Linked DNA regions of Homo sapiens: region 2 is linked to region 1. Evidence: read pairs that join two places in POLR2A ChIA-PET (ENCODE). Cell type or tissue: GM12878. All regions are shown on one strand. Links, peaks and the distances in the headings refer to the core of each region. The heading gives the core; the rest is flanking DNA.

Evidence for each region. Peaks named below come from ENCODE experiments on the same cell type or tissue, not always from the same donor. Only the 100,000 strongest peaks of a DNase experiment are listed, where the experiment ranks them.
Region 2: POLR2A ChIA-PET joins it to region 1 with 8 read pairs; 4 of 35 experiments call an interaction of 5 or more read pairs at or near these places.

Annotation. Positions count from the first base shown.
Region 1 is chr9:123,001,740-123,012,747 of GRCh38, forward strand. RABGAP1 (RAB GTPase activating protein 1) reads left to right here. Exons shown (of 26, transcript NM_012197.4): 11 at 8,615-8,789. Among named protein-coding and RNA genes, the nearest start is that of GPR21, 26 kb to the right of the region's middle. In GM12878, for the core only: no CTCF peak of the experiment used is centred there; no DNase peak of the experiment used is centred there.
Region 2 is chr9:122,869,655-122,880,662 of GRCh38, forward strand. RC3H2 (ring finger and CCCH-type domains 2) reads right to left here. Exons shown (of 21, transcript NM_001100588.3): 6 at 10,940-11,008; 7 at 10,339-10,471; 8 at 10,101-10,219; 9 at 7,817-7,929. It overlaps SNORD90 (small nucleolar RNA, C/D box 90), which reads right to left and starts at 10,665; the gene lies at 10,559-10,665. In GM12878, for the core only: no CTCF peak of the experiment used is centred there; a DNase peak (open chromatin) is centred at 6,027.

The DNA of each region.
Region 1 (11,008 bases), core at 1,716-9,715:
AATCTTCCTCATAGTGCTGTTGTGGCATTAAATTAAAAACTATACAACATGCTTAGAATAGTTCCCAGTACATAGTAAGTTCTCCCTACGTATTTGCTGTTATTATTGAGAAGGATTATACAACCTCTCTGGGACACCAAATTAATAAAAAAGCACTAAGTCATGAAATCAGAACAGCATTGATTATTTAGATGGAGGGTGAGCCCCGGGAGAAGAACGCATCAGAAATTAAACTAGTTTACAAACATCACTTTGAAAGTTTAGAGATTAAGAGAGAATGATCTTTAAATGTTTCTAGATGGTCTGTAATCCCAGCCTTTGGGAGGCCGAGGCTGGCGGATCACCTGAGGTTGGGAGTTTGAAACCAGCCTGACCAACATGGAGAAACCCTGTCTCTACTAAAAATACAAAATTAGCCAGGCGTAGTGGCGCATGCCTGTAATCCCAGCTACTTGGGAGGCTGAAACAGGAGAATTGCTTGAACCCGGGAGGTGGAGGTTGCATTGAGCTAAGATCACACCATCGCACTCCAGCCTGGGCAACAAGAGCAAAACTCCGTCAAAAAAAAAAAAAGTTTCTAGATGGTAAATAGAAATTAGTTGTATATATATTTTTATTATATATATATATTTTTTTTTTACTTACTGGCCTGAGAATAGTTATATAATAATTTTCAGTAAAAGTTGTATGTAAAAATAGTTCTGTTTAATTAGCATTCTAACCCTTTAATCTCATTTTAGTGAACATAAATAAGATTCCCCTGATCTTGCATTTCCTTTTGACATCTAATGTTATACAACCTTGGATTCAAAGACTGCATGGGTTTACAAGGTTTTGTGGTTGGGTATAGAAGAATATATCTTTCTATGGAAACAAATTTATTTAATTTTATTTTTAAAAATTTATTTTTTATTTTTAGCAACCATAATCAGAGCTACATGTTAATTCAATGTAAAACTTTTAAAATATTATCATACAGTATGTTATTCAAATAATAACATAACTTCTATTAATAACTTAATTTTTTTTTAGTTAGGCTAAAAAATGACTTGACAGGGTAAACCAGCCAAAAACATACCTGAAATGCAGCCTAAGAGACTGCTCTGGACTCTTTATTAAGGCTACAAACTAAACTTAAGCCGAGTTTTCACTGTTTTCTTTGCAAAAAGCAGAAGTGTGTATGTGGAAGCTCGGGGGAGAGCAGGAAATTCCCGATGATAATCTTTTATTTTTCTCCTTATTTGGATAAGTCTTTGTGTTTGTGCGGGGATTTAGGGGGAGTGCTAGGGAGTGGGAAAGGAGAGGTAGAATGGGAAGAATTTGAACAACTTTTCGCTGTCTTAAAGCATTTAGAACACTGTTAATCTCACCCCTTGTAACTTAATAAACTAAATGTATTCCCTCTTTTACATTCATGGCATTAAAAAGTATTTGAGGTTCAACTGTGACCATCATTGTCTTGGCTACTTCACTTTTTAAAATCTTAGGTAGTTTTCACAGTGATTCAATGAGGATAAATAGTATTTTCACTTTATAGATGAGGAAACTGAGATCCAAAGATATTTAGCAGTAGATTTTATGGGATGTTATATGAACAAAACATATATCTAAGCCTTTTAAAAGTCTCTGCCAGGACACTCTCCAGAGAAACATGCTACTTTTGTCTTTTCATCTATAAGAGTATTTTTAGGATTTACTGAAATTAAGCATAATTTAAAATTTTAACCATTTTCCGTTCTCCTTAGACTGAAAAGGAAACAATGCTACAAAGCAAATTTAAGAATATACAACATACAGCATTTCTGTTTTTTGCTGCCAGTATAGGAAAACAATATGTAAATGCTTTTTAAGACCTGTTTAAAAATTGATTCTTTTTCCTTTCACTAAAATTATCTGGTGACTCAGCAATTCCTTTTATCCTGGAAGCCTTCCCATCTGTGAGACTGTTATATTAAGATAGCATCATAGTAGAGAAGAAACTAAACATTAGTAGGGACAGGAGGATTGCTTTCTTGGACTTAAATTTTCTTATACTACTTACTGAAAGAGCAAGAAAATGAGCTAATGAATAGATTTTCCAATAGTGACATAAGGCGAACAAAAGACCAATTAAACATTCTTATAACTATAGAATAATGTCATTTTTATTGCCAATTAAACTATAGGGGTCTTAAAATCTTTCATAAAATTACTGTTTTATAAATGAAGAAGCTGATATCTGAAAGACTAAGTGGTATGGCCAATGTTGTACAGATAATTAGTATAACTATAACTGGATACCCGGGCCTCTTATTTTAATTTGCTGAGAGTGTATGTGTGTGGTACACACATTCCTCTCAAGATAAAAATATACAAATGCTTTCCATTCCACTGCTGAATTGAGAGGTGTGTGATATTAGGTTGTTCCAGTATTTCTGATGGGAAGTGTGATCACTTAATTAAGGTGGTGACCACTGGATCTCTCCTTTGTAAAATAGGGTTTTTCTTGACACTTAGCAAGTAATCTTTGGGGGTGACGCTTTGGCAACTTCCAAATATCCTGTATCTCAACAACGTCTTTTTTGTTTTTTTTTTCCTTCACTCTGCAGCCCAGCCTGGAGTGCAGTGTCAAAAGCACGGCTCGCTACAGCCTTGACCTCCTGGGCTCAAGTGATCCTCCTACATCAGCCTCCCAAGTAGCTGGGATCAAGGTGCACTACCATGCCTGGCTAATTTTTTAATTTTTTGGAGAGACGGAGTTTCACCATGTTGCCCAGGCTGGTCTCAAACTGGAGTTCAAATGATACTCCCACCTCAGCCTCCCAAAGTGCTGAGATTATAGGCATGAGCCACTATGCCCAGCCAATAACTAATTAACTAATATTTTTAGTATCTGTTGGTGATATTTACCTGATTCAGTTGAGTTCATTCACGTATTTTCAGTAATAATTTGACATTACAGGATTTTCTTTTTAAAATATTTATATGCATATATTTTATTTACAGTAACAGTAAATAATTTATTTGCCTTATCTTCATCAAAATCTAAAAAAGTCAGCCAGGCACGGTGGCTTATGCCTGTAATCCCAGCACTTTGGGAGGCCGAGGCAGATGGATCACCTGAGGTCAGGAGTTCAAGACCAGCCTGACCAACATGGCGAAACCCTGTCTCTATTAAAAATACAAAATTAGCTGGGTGTGGTGGTGCACATCCGTAATCCCAGCTACTCGGGAGGCCGAGGCAGGAGAATCACTTGAACCTGGGAGGTAGAAGTTGCAGTGAGCCGAGATCGCGCCATTGCACTCCAGCCTGGGCAACAAGAGTGAAACTCCATCTCAAAAAAAAAAAAAAAAAAAAACTAAAAAAGTCTTGCAGTTAATAATAGAATTATTGGGTGAAATTTAAGATTTTATGGAACTTCTTTTTGTCCTTTGAATATGTTTCAGTAAGATTATAAAATGGTTGCTGTTTAAAAATCACTGGGAATAATTTTTTATTGTGGTTCTGTTACCGTTTGACATATAGTTAGGTTCATTTGTTTCCATTTATTTTAGCTTAGGGGCTTGGGATTTTTTTTTTTCCTTTTTTTTTTGAATATATAAAATACTTATAAATGTCATAATTATGTAGAAATGTATACTCGGAAGTCCGCTTCCATTTGTATCTCCTTACCCCCATACCCATAGATAACAATTATTATTGGTTTATGGTTTATTATCCTGATTTCATTTTTGTGAAGATAAAATTCTGTATATTTTTAACTTCCTTCTGAAATAAAAATTAGCATACTCCATATGTCTTATCCTATACATTGCTTTTTAAACTTAATATATCCTGGGGATCATTCCACATCAGTGCATAGAGATTTCCTCATTTCCGTTTTAATGGCTATTTAGTACTGTCCTATTTGGATGAACTATGGGCTTTTCAACCAGTCTGCTATTGATGGACACTTGGACTGGTTTCCAGTCGTTTGCTGTTCCAAATAATGTTGCAGTGTGGAATCTTATGTATGTGTTATTTTGATTTTATGAAAGTGCATCTTAGAATAGACTCCTATTAGTATAATCACTGACACATAAGGTGAACGTACATATGCTATTGTTATATTTGCCAAATTCCCTTCTGTAGAAGGTGTAACCATGGACAGGGTATGAGAATACCTGTTTCTCTGCAGGGTTGTCGAGTGTGTTGTCAGACTTAAGGATCTGTGAGGCAGTGGTGTCTAAGAATAGTTTTAGTTTATCCTCTGCCTTTTTAATGTATAAGGGTGACTTTTCTGTGAATTTTCTATTCATATCTTTTGCTTATTTTTCTCTTTGACTTTGGTCTTTTTCGTCTTTATTTTCAGAACCTCTTTGTATATTCAAGAGAGATTAACCCTTGGAGATATGATAGTCCTCCCAGTTTGTCACTTATCTTTTAGCTTACATCATGGTGATTCTTTTTGGGTTTGTCATGCAGTTTCTTCTTATGTACTTGAATATATCAGTATTTTCTTTTAAACCTCTCTGGATTTGAGATCATAGTTAGAAAGGCTTTCCTAACTCCCAAGTTACAAAAAGAATACACTCTTCTGTTACTCTCCTGTTACTTATATGGTTTCATTTTACTCTTTTAGATTTCTGATTCATTAGTATTTTATTCCTGTGTACTCTGGTATATAGCGTAAAGTGTGGATTTGATTTAATCTTTTTCCAAATGGCTATTCTCTTGTCCCAACACCATTCATTAAAAACTATTAACTTTTCTACCCAGTGATTTGAAATGCTACACTTATCATATATGAAATTTCCCTGTGTGTTTGAACCTCTTTCTGGTATTTATATTCTGTTCCTCTGGTCTTGCATTAGAATCACACGGTTGTAATTATGTAGACTTTATTTTTATTTATTTATTTATTTTGAGATGGGGTCTCACTCTGTCAACCCAGGCTAGAGTGCAATGGTGCGATCTTGGCTCACTGCAGCCTCCACCTCCCTGGTTCAAGCAATTCTCCCACCTCAGCTTCCCGAGTAGCTGGGATTACAGGGTTGCACCACCACGCCTGGCTAATTTTTTGCATTTTAAATAGAGACGAGGTTTTACCATGTTGGTTAGGGTAGTCTCGAACTCCTGACCTCAGGTGATCCACCCGCCTCAGCCTCCTAAACTACTGGGATTACAGGCGTGAGCCACTGCACCTGACAATGTGTAGACTTTATAATATGTTTTTATATCTGGTAGGTCTACCTTCCCTCCTCAAATACTCCTTTTTGTGGGTTTTCCTGGATTTTTTTACTTGTTTATTTTTCATATAAACTTTATGTTCAACTTGTGTAGCTCTGGAAAAAAAAAACTACTGGTGTTTTTCATTTGTTTGTGGGTTTATTTTTTATTTTTTTTAGACAGAGTCTCACTATGGAGTGCAGTGGCATGATCCTGGCTCACTGCAACCTCCACCTCCCAGGTTCAAGTGATTCTCCTGCCTCAGCCTCCAGAGTAGCTGGGATTACAGGCATGTGCTGCCAGGCCCAGCTAATTTTTTGTATTTTTAGTACAGATGGGCTTTCATCATGTTGGCCAGGCTAGTCTTGAACTCCTGGCCTCAAGTAATCTACTTGCCTAGGCCTCCCAAATTGCTGGGATTATAGGCGTGAGCTACTGAGCCTGGCTTTTTTTTTTTTTTTTTTTTCCAAGACAGAGTCTTGCTCTATTACATAGGCTGGAGTACAGTGGAACGATCTCAGCTCACTGCAGCCTCTGCCTCCCGGGCCCAAGTGATCCTCCTGTCTCAGCCTCCTGAGTAGCTGGGACCACAGATGCGCACCACCACACCTGGCTAAGTTTTTGTATTTTTTTTTTTTTTTTTTTTTTAAGAAAGAGATGGGCTTTTGCCTTTGTTGCTCAGGCTGATCTCAAACACCTGGGCTCAGGTGATCTGCCCACCTTAGTCTCCCAAAATGCGCAACCTCCCAAAGTATTGGGATTACAGGCATGAGCCATCATGCCTGGCCACTGCTGATGTTTTTATTGGGGAAAATTGACATCTTTATGATGTTGAGTCATCTTATCCAGGAACATGGGATGTCTTTCCATTTATTCAAGTCTACCCTTTTTTGTCTCATCTGACTGCTTTTAATTATTTTATATGTTTATAACATATATTTCATAAATATAATATATCTAATTTAAAAACCTGTTTAAATTTTATATATAATTTAAAACCTATGTTTAAATTTTATATATAATTTAAAACCTATGTTTAAATTATATGTATAATTTAATATATAAAAGTTTTATATTTAACATATATAATTCAAAAAGCTTTTTACTATGGAAAATTCAAACATATGCAGAAATTGTAAAATAGTATAACGAATCCCCATGTACTATTACCCAGCTTCAACAATTAACATTTTTCATAGTTAGAGTCCTTGGCTTACAAGTTTGGTCCAGTAATTGACTGTATTTATCTGACTTCAAAAGGCAGCGTGTCCTTTGGTCATTATGACATACAGAAGAGTTTCTAAGTGGACCACGTTGGTTTGTTTATTTTTAAGATAAAGAGCTATTGCTGGCCGGGCACGGTGGCTCATGTCTGTAATCCCAACACTTTGGGAGGCCAAGGCAGGTAAATCGTGAGACCAGCCTGGCCAACATGGTGAAACCCCGTCTCCACTAAAAATACAAAAAATTAGCTGGGCATAGTGGCGGGCTCCTGTAATCCCAGCTATTCGGGAGGCTGAGACAGGAGAATCGCTTGAACCCAGGAAGCAGAGGTTGCAGTGAGCCGAGATCATGCCATTGCACTCCAGCCCTGGCGACAGAGGGAGACTCCATCTCAAAAAAAAAAAAAAAAAAGAGCTATTGCTGATCTTTGAACTGTTTAGGATACCAATTGTCTGATGTTTCAAAGAGCAATTTATAACAAAACAAAAATTTTAAATTCTCTTTCTTATTAAAGTATAATTTTCAAGAGTTAAAAATCATAATTATCAATTTAGAATGAACATGTATCAAATATTCTAATTCAGTGTATTAATTAATGAGAGAACCAGAAAGGTAGCAAAACTCTGAGTACTTGTGGAACTTGGATTTACATGGTCCTTCCTTTCAAAAAAAAGAATGTTACAAAAAGATTACTAGATTAGAAATAAAACTGGTTAATGTCCTTTAGGTAACTTTTGGGTTATATTTTCTCTTGGACAGAAATCATTTGCATATCTCCTGGACACAAATCTATAGGTTAACATGTAACTTCAGAGTCTGAGTCCTTAATTAATAGTAAGTAGCTAAGTCAAAATGGCATATTCATCTAGAAAATTAAGTAATCCTTGGGTGGACATGTTAAACCAAAGTTGACAGACAGGCCTGTAGGTCAAACCTGGCCTGTCACTTGTTTTTGTAAATAAAGTTCTATTGGAACACAGCCAAACTCACTCATTTATTGCCTGGCTGCTTTTGCACTATAACAGCAGAGTTGTGTAGTTGTAATAGAGACAACTGGCCCATATAGCCTAAAATGTTTACTATTTGGCTCTTTACAGAAAAGTTTACTGACTTCTGTATTAAACAGTGCTTCAAGATGATATTGAAAGAGCATGTTGCCACTATCGTGGCCTTACTTCCATGATAGGGTTAATTTATTTTAAGAACCCAAATGAACATTGCAATGATAAAAATCTGCTCTGGCTGATATTTCTATAGCTCATGAACATCTTATTCCCCCATCTCCCTTTCTGTGTTTTTACTTTGGTATGTGTGTATATATATATTTTTGTATAGCCACCTTTCTAGTTTTCTCTGTACCTTTTCCTATAGCTCTCCCTTTTTATTCTTCCCTATATTTCATGCTACCTTCCTTATATGGAAGGAAGAATGTTAGTATACTTACTTACATGTAATATGGAATGTTAATGTACTTATAATGTGTATTGTAGTGTAAAGTTTTATATTCCTGGTTTAAATTTTTAATTTAGGTCAGTTTAAATTATATGTTTGCCTCAAAATAAAACTAAAATACAATCAGTTGGAGTAATCAACATTTTTGTGGTTACTGTTGATGTGTTCTCTGCCATTCACCTCCCCCTGACCCCACCCCAACTCCAAGTTGTAGCTTTCAGTTGAAGAAAAAGTTCTCTACACTGTTTTAAGCAAAAGGAGTGGGGATAAAACACTGGAACATTATTAGAAGTAAGAATTTTCTTAGTCTTGAAGTTTATGTTTTAGAGTAATTTAAAACACTTTTTCTGTGTAGTTTTATATAGGAAACCTTGAAGGATGCCTTCACTAATTTGGGAGATACAGAACTGTTAGCTCTTTAGTTGACACTGGTTAAACATTGGTAGTTGGATACTTGACAATATGGTTTGAAGACAAACCAATATGGTTTGAAGCAGAACTAGAGTACTGCTTAGTAAATGCCCAATTTTCCTAAGAATTTTAAGATCTAAACATATGCTTTTCTGTTTTAAAAAGTTACTTCTAATGTAGATACTCAAAAAAACATCATTTATTTTCACATCCTGTATGAAATCAGAAGTGATTGCAGTGAGCCGAGATCACTGCAATTAAAAACATTAAAAACACTGCAATTAATTAAAAACATAAAGAACTTTACTGCTTAATAAATAATATTTTTTCATCTTCAAGATAAAGCAAAGGGAGAGAAAGAATAATACTGACACTTTATATGAAGTTGTATGCTTGGAAAGTGAATCAGAAAGAGAGAGGAGGAAAACTACAGCCAGTCCTTCAGTTCGCCTGCCACAGTCTGGATCGCAAAGTTCAGTGATACCTTCTCCTCCAGAAGATGATGAAGAGGAAGGTAAACTGTAGGGATAGCTTAATTTATTTTTGGGGGTGGAAGACCATGCAAACTATTAAAATCGTATCAGGGGATTGATAATGTGATACGGCATTTATAATTCATTTAATGAATTCCTTATGAGAGTTTACTATATGTAAGTAGCTGTGGGAGATTTAAAAATGATTAACATTGAGTTTTCTTTAAGATACTTGTAACCCAGTTGGAAAAATGAGATTTATAATTAGCTCCTTTTAAACAATCAGTGTAGTGCTAGCTTGGTATATTAGCACATTTTTTTTTAGAACAAGTTTGACACAGCTTACACCTAAAGAAATGTTCCTATCTCAACACATTCATTTTGCAGGAACAAATTCACTGTGCCAAAATGTGGCTTGCACACATGACCCTTTTTACCAAATATATTTATAAATATATACGTTTATATATTACTATGTTTTACACTGATAAACGTTAAGAATCCACTGGTTCTTTGTTTCTTTTTTTTTTTTCTGGCTAAATCTATTGAATTAATCTGTCATTCTCTATTAAAAGATATAATTACCTTTTAATGAGGCATGAAGGAAGGGAGCCACAGGAAACATGAATGAGAGTCGTTTTCTAATTTCTAACTTACTACCAGGGCTTCGAATTTAATGGAAGAAAACCTGATTACAATATAAGATCATGTGAGCCATGCATCTATATGTGAAGCTCACAGGAAATGTTCTGGAAATTCATAGAGGAGAATTCGGTTTTCATTGTGGGGAATGTTGTGGGGCATCATAAAGAGTAGTTTTTCAGTTGGGACTTTTAAGTGCAAGGAGAATCTAGTAGTCATCAGTGGAGTTCCTTGGAATTTCTAGTTAAGAAGTTGCATTAACAAAAGCATGGGGATGGCAAGAATGATTGATTTGGTTAAATGAAACGTATCCATGTACTTTCTTCAAGTTTAGAGTGAGCACTGACTTTCTTCATGTTTAGAGTGAGCACTGAGTTTCCAATACCTACTGTTTGCTATAACTCCCATTGCCCTTATGATTAATCAATTTAGCATCATTTATTAGTAATACTAATGGCCACTAATTACTGTGCTTAATATAATCCTCATAATAATCCTGAAAAATAGGATTTATTGTTAACCTAACTTTGCACATAAATGGAATCTGGCCAGGCACGGTGGCTCATGGCTGTAATCCCAGCATGGGAGGCTGAGGTGGGAGGATCACTTGAAGTCAGGAGTTCGAGACTAGTCTGGCCAACATGGTGAAACCCTGTCTCTACTAAATACAAAAAAATTAGCTGGGTGTGATGGCGCATGCCTGTAATCCTAGCTACTTGGGAGGCTGAGGCAGGAGAGTTGATTGTACCCAGGAGGTGGAGGTTGCAGTGAGCCAAGGCTGCGCCATTTGCACTCCAGCCTGGGCAACAAGAGCAAAACTCTGTCTCAACAACAACAACAACAACAACAAAAAGAAATGGAATCTCAGAAAAGTGAATTTGCCCAAGGTTACACAGCTAGAAATTGGCAGAGTCAGGATTTGGATCTAGGTCTGTGAATCCACAGTCATAGCTGTAGTCTATCATCATCTCTTGCATTTAGTTCACATAAAGCATTTTGAAGTATGGAAAAAGCATATGTATTGTTTTTGATGTCAGAGATGCAATTCAGAGTCCCCCTGGAGAGCCAATTTAAGTCATATGTTATATCTGGGAAAGGTGGATTGTTCCCACTGTTTGAAATTGTCTGTTGTGTAACAGTCTTGATTGAGGTTTGCAGTTTCTCTTCTAGGTCAACACTGGTTAAGATGACAGAGTGGGTAAAAGTTTACATAACTTTCCTCTCTTAACACTCAGCGATAAAAATAAAACAAAACAAACACAAAAATTGAGAAAGACACTATTATGAAACCAGAGAATGCTCAAATCTTCATACCATAGATTTTGAGGAATATCTGCTGGTTACAAAGAAATCTGGGCCCGACTAAAGGTTCCTCAGGACTGGCATCAAGTTTTAATTTATAGCAGACATACCTTTTTTAAAAATAAAATTTTAGGGGGTTCAGAAGGCCTCTACTGATAGTTCTTAACTAGGGAGAGATAAGGACTAATGGCAGTGTGTACCCCTTGGGGGAAATCATGGAACACTAGAACATAAGCTCTGTGAAGGAAAAGAGTGTCTGCTTTTGCCTCATGTTGTTCCCTAGCGTATACCACAACATCTGATATGTAGTTGGTGC
Region 2 (11,008 bases), core at 1,859-9,858, 130 kb before region 1:
CGGGTTCAAGCAATTCTCCTGCCTCAGCCTCTGGAGTACAGGTGCACATTATAGGCGCGCGCCTGCCAACACACCTGGCTAATTTTTGTATTTTTAGTAGAGATGGGGTTTCATCATGTTGGCCAAGCTGTTCTCAAACTCCTGACCTCAAGTGATCCGCCTGCCTTGGCCTCCCAAAGTGCTGGGATTATAGGCATAAGCCACTGTGCCTGGCCAACATCATCTTATAGATAAGAGGAAAACCAATAATTACTTCTTTCAAGAAGGGCATGAGCAGACCTATATTTCAGGAAGACAATCTGGTTGTCTGGAGGGGCCCAAAGATCCCTATGCCTTCCTCCACATTCTCTCTGAAACCTACTCTCATTATTCTTTTCCTCAGAGTTCCTATACAGAATATCGTGTCTCCTTGCTTTCCATCCTCAAAAAATAAAACTTGGCCGGGCATGGTGGCTCACACCTGTAATCCCAGCACCTTGGGAGGCTGAGGCGAGTGGATTACCTGAGGTCAGGAGTTCAAGACCAGCCTGGCCAACATGGTGAAACCCCGTCTCTATTAAAAATACAAAAATTAGCCAGAAGTGGTGGGACATGCCTGTAATCCCAGCTACTTGGGAGGCTGAAGCAGGAGAATTGCTTGAGCCTGGGAGACAGAGGTTGCAGTGAGCCGAGATTGTGCCACTGTACTCCAGCCTGGCCGACAGAGCAAGACTCTGTCTCCAAAAACAAACAAACAAACAAACAAACAAACAAACAAACAAAAAAAAAACAACAAACTGAGATAATCCACAAGGTTGCTCTAGAAAGCAAAAAATAAAGTTTTAACTATGAACCTCTCAAAAAAGAGTCAGGAGAAATAAAATCTTAACCAAGTGAGGTAAAGCAAGTGACAAGTAGGGATATACACTGAATTCTTAGTATTGGGGCAGCTAAAGGCTGCCTTTTCAGGGACAGGATCTCACTATGTTGCCTAGACTGCCTTAAATCCTAAATGCAAGTGATCCTCCCAGCTCTGCCTCCAGAGTAGCTGGGACTACAGGTGTGCACCACCATGCGTAACTCTCCCTATTCTTTTTAAATCCCTTCTTACCCATCTTAGAATCCACTATCTACCATTAATCCCTCCCTTGTAAATAATTTTTAACTCCCTTGATCCACTCCCTCTGTATCTCATTTGGTAAAAGCTCAATCCAATTCTTTACTTATTTTGTGCCTGCTACCAAGCAGCTAAATGTTGGAGAAAAATTGTGCAATCACGCTGTCTATAATCCCTTCAAAATTATAAATAATTCATTAATACGCTTCTTTACTAAGTTCATTTTCCCATCTCCAATAGCCTTTTCCCTTCCACTTTCAACCACCCCTCCTACAGCTAGATGATATTGTTTCCCACTTAACCACGAAAATAGATGAAAGCAGAGGAGAATAATTTATCTTTCCGCTACCAATTCCAGTAACCTTCCTGCACCTGTAGCCACATTCCTCTTAAAGATAAGGGACAATGAGTTCCTGTTCCTGACTAAAGCCAGTCTCACCACCTGTGGCCTAGGTCTCAAGCCCATTTGCCTTCCTCTAAGACTTCACTGAGGTAATTATCTTTTTTTCTCGTGGGCACCTTCTTTGACTACCTGCTCAAATGTTGTATCTTCTTTTTTTTTTTTGAGACGGAGTCTCGCTCTGTTGCCCAGGCTGGAGTGCAGTGGCGCAATCTCAGCTCACTGCAAGCTCCACCTCCCAGGTTCACGCCATTCTCCAGCCTCAGCCTCCCGAGGAGCTGGTACTACAGTTGCCCACCACCAGGCCCGGCTAATTTTTTCTGTTTTTAGTAGAGACGGGGTTTCACCGTGTTAGTGGGGGGGGGGGTTTCATCGTGTTAGCCAGGATAGTCCCGATCTCCTGACCTTGTGATCCGCCTGCCTCGGCCTCCCAAAGTGCTGGGATTACAGGCGTGAGCCACTGCGCCTGGCCAAATGTTGTATCTTCTAAGAGTCTTTCCTACACTATTCTATCTAAGAGATCTCCCCTTTCTCAATCACTCTTTTTCTCCTTTGTGTTTTTTTTTCATACTGCCTGTCATTACAAGATATTATGCTATATTTATTTATTTCATGTCTGTCTTCTTACTACAATGTAAGCCCCCGGAGGACAAGACTTTTGCCTTTCTTGCATCTCTCTATCTTTAGCACACAATACACTGTCTCATAACATCCCAAGTGCCCAATTATTATTATTATTTTAAAGGCAGAGTCTCCATCACCCAGGCAGGAGTGAGTCACCATGCCCAGCCAATTTTTTTTTTTTGTAGTAGAGACAAGGTCTTGCTATGTTGCCCAGGCTGGTCACAAACTCCTGAGCTCAAGTGATCTTCTTGCCTCAGCCTTTCAAAGTATTGGAATTACAGGCGTGAGCCACCTCACCCGGCCCCCAATTATTATTTGTTGCATTAATATAGAATAAGCTTCAAACATCATTATGGCCAAGAGAACCACTGATTTTCTGCCCTGATGCATTTCCCATTTCAGCAAGAGACCACTAAGTTATGCAGGCTCCATACCTTGGAGTCATCCTTGATTCCTCTCTTTTCTTTATAGCCCACATTCAATTGGTCCATGTTGTCAGCTCTACTTCCAAAATATATCCTAAGTATGACTACTTTTCATCATTTCCATTGCTATAGTCCTACCCGAGCTACCAAACTCCCACCTGTGGACCAATATAGAAGTTTAACTTGTCTCCATCCATGCAGACACCAGAGTGATATGTCTAAGACAAAATGAAAATTTCATCATTCCATTTAAATAAAACTCTAAAATGACTTCTTATTGCAAACAGAATAAAATCCAAATTCTTTGCTATGGCCAAAATTGCTTATTTACATGTTTACTGTTCCTCTTTTTCCATTAGAAACATCTTGAATAGTAACCAGTATATAATAATCTTTTATAACTTTTTTTTTTGAGACAAAGTCTCACTCTATCACCCAGGTTGGAGTGCAGTGGTGCTCACTGCAACCTCTACCTCCCAGGTTCACGCGATTCTCGTGCCTCAGCCTCCCCAGTAGCTGGGATTACAGGCGTGCACCACCATGCCCGGCTAATTTTTGTATTGTTAGTAGAGACAGAGTTTCCCCCATGCTGGCCAGGCTGGTCTCAAACTCCTGACCTCAAGTGATACACCAGCCTTGGCCTCCCAAAGTGCTGGGATTACAGGCATGAGCCACTGCTCCTGGCCACTATTTGTTGAGTTGGTTGATCCCTCGCTTTTGACACTCCCCAGAATGTAGCAATTCTTTGGAACATAACCCCAACATCCTAGTTCTAAAACATATCCACATATTTACATAATATTTATTCTACATATTTATTTTATGTTTACATATAATAAATATGTATTCTAAGAAGGGATTATTGAGCATCCACATTTTGTTTGGTTAGAGGGGTGTATAATAGAGAAAGAAAATATAGGTAAAATTAATTTATTTAAGTTGAACAAACATTTGCTGAATTTCTGGTGTTATGTGAACTAAGACAAACAGCCTATCCTCAAAAAGCTCAGAGTGAGGTAGCAATATGTATTTTTTAAACTGAAAGGACAGTCACATCACCTACTTTTCTAATCCTTTGTATTATCCCTGTTTGTTTAAACAGCAATAGAGTGTGAAGCTGGTTGGAAATAAGAAGTAAGAACTGTATATTATTTGCTCCTCCACATAAACATACTGAGTTTATGTTATCAGGTGTTTTCTAGATGCAGGAAATATAAAGATGAAGAACCCTTGCCAGGTGCCATGGCTCATGCCTGTAATCCTAGCACTTTGGGAGGCTGAGGTGGGCAGATTGAGCTCAGGAGTTCGAGACCAGCCTGGGCAACATGGTGAATCCCCATCTCTACAAAAAATATAAAAAAAATTTAGCCAGGCATGGTGGCGTGTGTCTGTGGTCCCAGCTACTCGAGAGGCTGAGGTGGGAGAATCCCCTGAGCCTGGGAGGCAGAAGTTGCAAGTGAGCCAAGATCATACCACTGCACTATAGAGTGAGGCCCTGTCTCCAGAAAAAAAAAAGATTAATAACCCATGAGATAAATGAAGTCCAGTGAAAACACACATGTAAATAAACAATTATAATACTGTAGTTTTATAACTATACCATAATTTTTATTTATTTATTTATATTTATTTTTTTGAGACGGAATCTTGCTCTGTCGTCCACACAGGAGTATAGTGGCGCCATCTCGGCTCACTGCAACCTCTGCCTCCCAAGTTCAAGCCATTCTCCCGCCTCAGCCTCCCGAGCAGCTGGGATTACAGGTGCTTGCCACCACACCCAGCTAACTATACCATAATTTTTAAACTACTATGTATGGAGTGCTATGGCAGCATGGTGAAGGATGCAATTAACACTGCCTAGGGAAGTCTGTGGAGGGAAGATAATATCTGAGTATGATTAGAAATAGTTATCCAGATAAAGAGGAGAGAGAAAATAATACAATATGGAATAAACAATATAGACAAGTGAAAAGAAGAGTAAAAGAAATTTATATAGTAATCAACAGTGATTAATTGAATATACCTTAAAAACAAAGTATACAAATGGCAGAGTAGAGCTAGAGGATAAAATCAGGATGAGATTCTGTGATGTACTGAGGAACTAATTAAGAATTTAAAGGAGACACACATATTTTAAAAAGAAAATAGTGGAAATGGAAAAGACAGATTGAGATATAGGAAGATACTGGATAAAAAGCCACTGAAGCAGTAAAACCAACTGGATTACCATGTGAAACACTAAAAATGTGACCAATAATTTTGCCATTATTATTATTTTTGAATGAGTGATATTTTATATATTTATTATTTTATTATTTTTATTTATTTATATTTTTGAGACAGAGTCTTGCTCTGCTGCCCGGGTTGGAATACAGTGGTATAATCTCAGTTCACGGCAGACCTGACCTCCCGAGTTCAAGCAATCCTCCCACCTCAGCCTCCTGAGTAGCTAAGATGACAGGCGTATGCCACTATGCTCAGCCAATTTTGTTTATTTTTTTGTAGAGGTGAGGTCTCACTATGTTGCCCAGGCTGGTCTCAAACTCCTGGACTCAAGGTATCCTCCTGCCTTTGCCTCCCAAACTGCTGGGAATACAGGCATGAGCCACTACACCTAGTTTGGCTATTATTATTTTTACTGCTACTATTACAAGTCTGGCAAAATATAATAAAGTTCTGAACTAGGTACTGCAGATGAAGAATGTGAAGTCTGTTTGAAGGTATGAGAAAGAAGAAAATGGATTTTCAGCCTGGGCACTAATTGAGGGTGGAATGGCAATGAAACCACAGTTTCTTCTCTGACTTTTTTAGTCGAACTTTCTCAAAAGCTCCCCTTTTAGCTAAAAAGCTCTATTTCAGGTATGGACAAGCTGAATGTATTTCCTGGAGTCTCCCAAATTATCTTGATGTGAAATTCTGTATATAGAACTAGTTCGATTGGGTACAAACAGCATCTTTTTTCCTTAGGACTCCTTAATCCTCTTCTCTAGGCACTTCAAGTGGGGAAAAAAACTGAGAAGAGAAGCATGTTTCTGCTCTTTTCACTGCACACACACTTATCTTCTCTCTATCACAATGCTGCTGCTTGTAGAGCTCATTATGTACAGTGCCCAAGCTAGCCACTGAGGAAAGGAGACAACAATGAAGATATAGTCCACGGGGGTTACACTTATGTAAGATAGACAAACATTTAATAAACAGATCATGGGCCATAGTTTCTGTAAAGGGTTTTTATAAATAAAGTTTACAGCCATGCCCAATTTATGCATTGTCTGTGGCTGTTTTTTTGCTACAGTGGCACTGCTGAGTGGTTGTAACAGATTCTGTGGCCCACAAAGCCAAAAATGTTTGCTAGCTGGACTTCATAAAGAAGTTTGTCAAGCTCTAAAACAGGCCACTAATTAATTTTATGTGATAAGTGTTTGAAAGAGGAAGCTGGTTAGTATGAAGTGTCAGGGGAATTACCCTGAAAAAGCGAAGGATGAGCTAGACAAAGGAAAGGTCTCAAAGGCAAGGCTAGGAGTAACAGCATTATGTAAAAGACCTGAGGTGGGAAAGAGCACAGTGCATACCACAAACTGAGAGAAGGTCAGTGTGGCTTGAGTACAATTAGTGTTGTGTAATGAGATCAGAAAGGCAGACACAGATTAGATGATGCAGGGTCTTAGAGGCCACAACATAGATTTTATTTCTTAATCTACAGGACAATGAGAGGCTATCAAAGGCTTAGGTGAAGAAGGGTGGTATGAGTAAATCTGTGCTTTTAAAATATTTCTGTTTTAAGGGAAATAATGGGAGAAGGGGTGGACAGCGAGAGATTTAAGACTAGTGAGAAGGCAACAAGGGATCGAGAAAAGGAGATGACAGCTTGGATCACAAGGATGGAAAGAAGAATAAAGAACTGAGAAATATATAGGAAGATGAATTGGCAGAACTTTTTGACTGATTAAGCAGAAAAAGCTAAGGAAGGACAGCTGACAAATATGATTATTATAACACAGCATATATAACAGGCTGGATGGCTAAACTGGGTACACGAGGTGAGTACAATGGAAGGCAGGAGGAGGAGGTATGGGAGAAAATTAGCTCAGTTTGTTTAAAGTATCTAAAAACAAAATGAATATGCCCACAAAGAGTTGATAGACAGGGCAGGTGTGGTGGCTCACGTCTGTAATCCCAGTACTTTGGGAGGCCAAGGCAGGCAGATCGCTTGAGGTCAGGAGTTTGAGACCCGCCTGGTGAACATGGTGAAACCCTGTCTCTACTAAAAATACAAAAATTGGCCAGGCATGGTGGTGGGCGCCTGTGGTTCCAGCTACTCGGGAGGCTGAGGCAGGAGTATCGTTTGAACAGGGGAGGCAGAGGTTGCAGTGAGCCAAGATCATGCCACTGCACTCCACCCTGGGCGACAGAGCAAGACTCCACCTCAAAAAAAAAAAAAAAGTTGATACACTGGCCAGCAGAAAGTAGAAAAGCTGGGATCAATTTTTTGGTGAGGTCTCAAAAATGAAAGTCTTAGTTAAAAAACAAAACAACAAAAATTGGATAATAGTATTAAACCTTACATACATTAACTTTTAGGTCTCGGGTAAAGGGACATAGAAAAAGGGGTTAACCATAGGAGAAGAGAAAGAATACACAGGGAAAAAGAATGTTAAAAAGACCAAAAGCCGTAAAAAGGATATATATCTGCTTTACCATTTTGCCTGAGACTTTGCTGCTAGGTTTAACTGAATCTGAGCAAATAAGACTGCAAGTATTTTCATTCTGCACAGGTGCTCAGTATAAATATGGATTCCAGCTATAAAATGGTCTCAAAATATGACCACTGAGTAAAGTTCTAAATCACTTATGTAAATCTTGTACCCAGATCTTATATGTTTTGTTGTGAGGCAGAGTCTTGCTGTGTCCCTCAGGCTGGAGTGCAGTGGTGTGAACACACTCACTGCAGCCTTGACCTATGGGGTTCAAGCAATCCTTCCACTTCAGTCTTTTGAGCAGCTGGGACCACAACTGTGGGCCACACAGCTAATTTTTAAATTTTTTGTAGAGACGGGGGTCTCCTTATCTTGCCCAGGCTGGTCTCAAACTCCTGAGCACAAGCAATCCTCCTGCCTCAGCCCCGCAAACTGCTGGGACTACAGGCATGAGCTATGGTGCCCAGCCCTTAACTTGCATTTTTGAAAGTCATCACAAACTTCAGGACTGTATATAACATTCCCATAAAAATCAAAAATTAAACCCATATGAAACAGAATTCTCAACACTTACTTTTCAAGCTCTTCCTGAGAATGGGCAAATGTACAATTTGTTCCTCGTGGACAACCCCCTTGCTGTCGCAAATCTCGGCACATGCTAGTCTTGTATTTGCTGTTTGGCTGAGGCTACAAAAATGGGAACACATTCAATGAGTGGCAAGGTGAAGATTCCATTTGTTATTCACTCTAGGAAGTTCAGAACTTTATAATTACACCTTTAATTCTTTTTCACATTAGACAAGTAATTCTTGTGCTGAAACAACTAATATTCCATTGTTTCCTGTTGTGAGTTATGTGACATAACCCTGAATTGGCACTTCAGATATTCCTTCTGAAGATTATTCGAAACTGGTTCAAATGTTATGTCCATTTATTCATTAGTTAACAGAATGCCCAGAAAAAGAAAATATTTTTTCATCAATTTATTGCTGTCTTAAAATTCTGCTACCAAAATCAAACAATTTTAAAAAGCATTAAAAAAAAACCAAAAGCTTTGTCTACTTAAACTTTCTCAGAAAAGGTAGAATACAATTCCACCTAGAAGTGAAAAATTACCAATTCACTTGTCAGCTTGAGGGTGCAACTCTCAGGCTTAAACTATTTGAGTTCATACAATGAGGCAGAATATTAAAATTTCACTATTACTTCTACAATTTGCATCAAAATCTAAGACATTCTTATTCTTATGAGCCTAGGATGAAAACATTTGTTTTTAATATTTTAAGTTATAATATCTTCTAAGAATAAGGAGAGAAGAGTACAAAGTGTAGGTTTGATCCCAGCTCTTACTGACAGCACAACCTTTTTTATTTTTTATTTTTATCTTTGAGACGGAGTCTTGCTCTGTTGCCCAGGCTGGAGTGCAGTGGCGCCATCTCAGCTCACTGCAAGCTCCACTTCCCGGGTTCAGGCCATTCTCCCTGCCTCAGAGAGCTCCCAAGTAGCTGGGACTACAGGCGCCTGCCACCACGCCCGGCTAATTTTTTGTATTTTTAGTAGAGATGGGGCTTCACCATGTTAGCCAGGATGGTCTCGATCTCCTGACCTTGTGATCCGCCCGCCTCAGCCTCCCAAAGTGCTGGGATTATAGACATGAGCCACCGCGCCCAGCCCCCTGACAGCACAATCTTATGTTATTTAACCTCTTTGAATTTCAGCTTGGAAACAGCAACTACATTGCAGGTGGCTGTGAGGATAAGAAATAATACATGTAAAACATTGAATGTAGTGAATGGCTCATAATAATTTATTAAATAGAAGTTATAAGTATAAAGGATTATATCTTAACTTCTTTTTATTTTATATTTTTGGAGACAAGAGTCACTCTGTCGCCCAGGCTGGAGTGCAGTGGCGCGATCTCGGCTCACTGTAGCCTCCATCTCCCGGGTTCAAGCGATTCTCCTGACTCAGCCGTCTCAGTAGTTGGGATTACAGGCATCCACCACAATGCCTGGCTCATTTTTGTATTTTTTTTTTTTTAGTAGAGATGGGGTTTCACCATGTTGGCCAAGCTGGTCTCGAACTTCTGGCCTCAAGTGATCCACTCACCTCAACCTCCCAAAGTGCTGGGATTACAGGCGTGAGCCACTGTGCCTGGCCAGGTTTATATCTTAACTTCTAAAGTACACTGAAAAGTATCTTGAAAATTCAAATTTCGGCCAGGCACGATGGCTCACGCCTGTAATCCCAGCACTTTGGGAGGCCGAGGTGGGCAGATCACCTGAGGTCAGGAGTTTGAGACCAGCCTGGCCAACATGGTAAAACCCTCTCTACAAAAAATACAAAAATTAGCAGGGCGTGGTGGCACTTGCCTGTAATCCCAGTTACTTGGGAGGCTGAGGCAGGAGAATCACCTGAACTCAGGAGGCAGAGGTTGCAGTGAGCTGAGATAGCGTCACTGCACTCCAGCCTGGGTGACAGAGTGAGACTTTGTCTAAAAAAAAAAGAAAGAAAATTCAAATTCCATAAATTTACATATAGAAATTCAATACAGAAAAAAAATGACAATTTCCCACAGTAGAAAAGAATGAGACAAAACGTTTGGAATCAATTATCTACATTTGGTCAAAAATATTCTGCAATAAAGTATACTCACACCCAAGATACCCTCTAAACTCTTGGTGTGCTATGAAATGTTTACCAAGTACACTAAAAACTGGGTTCCTCCCAAAAGAATAGAGATGATAGAAACTTATGAGTCACATACGGAGTCCAATTAACAAAACAGCTGGTTAAGATGTTCAGGATGAAACTGAGTTAGAGACAACAGCAGTCAGAAATGTAATAAATGTACTTACCTGAGGGGTCTCATGGCCTTTTCTACTATAATTTTGTATGAAGTCCACAAGGCCATGAACTACTGTTTTAACAGCTACCATTGCATTTTCCAGCTGCTCCCAAGTTGGTGAAACAGCGTCTAAAATAAGCCACCAAGGGCATGGGGGTTGGGGGGGAAGAATGTTAGCAGTAATTCTCTTGTGTTATTCACCTCAAAAGTAGAAAAAAATATAAGCAACTGAGCATATTCCCACATACCTGGATTAGGGTCTATGTTTGCAAGAAGCTCTAAATGAGGCCTCAGTCTATTTAAGTTAGCTGGGTCACCTGTTCGTTGCAAAACAATTGTCAATTCCTGGACACTCTTTGCAAATGACTCTGGAGACTGTAGCTAACAAACAGAAATGAGAATGCTTTTTACTTTGGTTCTTATGACACATTTATACTCAAATACTTTCAATTTATCAACATATTTAATACGTTTTCAAGTGTCTTCAGATTCCACAGTAGGAGTATCAGTGATGAATTAAATTTTCACCTCAGAATCTGCCCTATGAAATTCATCATTAGACACTTAGAAAACTTATAAGCTGTATTAACTCTCTGAGGTCAGAATATAGATAAATTTGAGACTTTGTAAGCCTCACTGCTTTTATGCTAGTATCATGTATTTGTTTCCCTGTTGCATCCCTTTATTTTGCAAGTAGAAAAATAAAAAGAAAATAAGGATAATTTATAAGAGTCTGACATTTAAAAACATAGGAATCTCCAACTGTTTGTGTATAGACTCTTTAGAATATTCTAATACTCTTCAATGTAACAGCAATGATAGAACATCAGCATCTCTAATTTCACAAACCTTATCAATGATAGACTGCATGTGTGATTTATGAGCCAAATCACCATACAAAAGAGAGGACCACTGTTC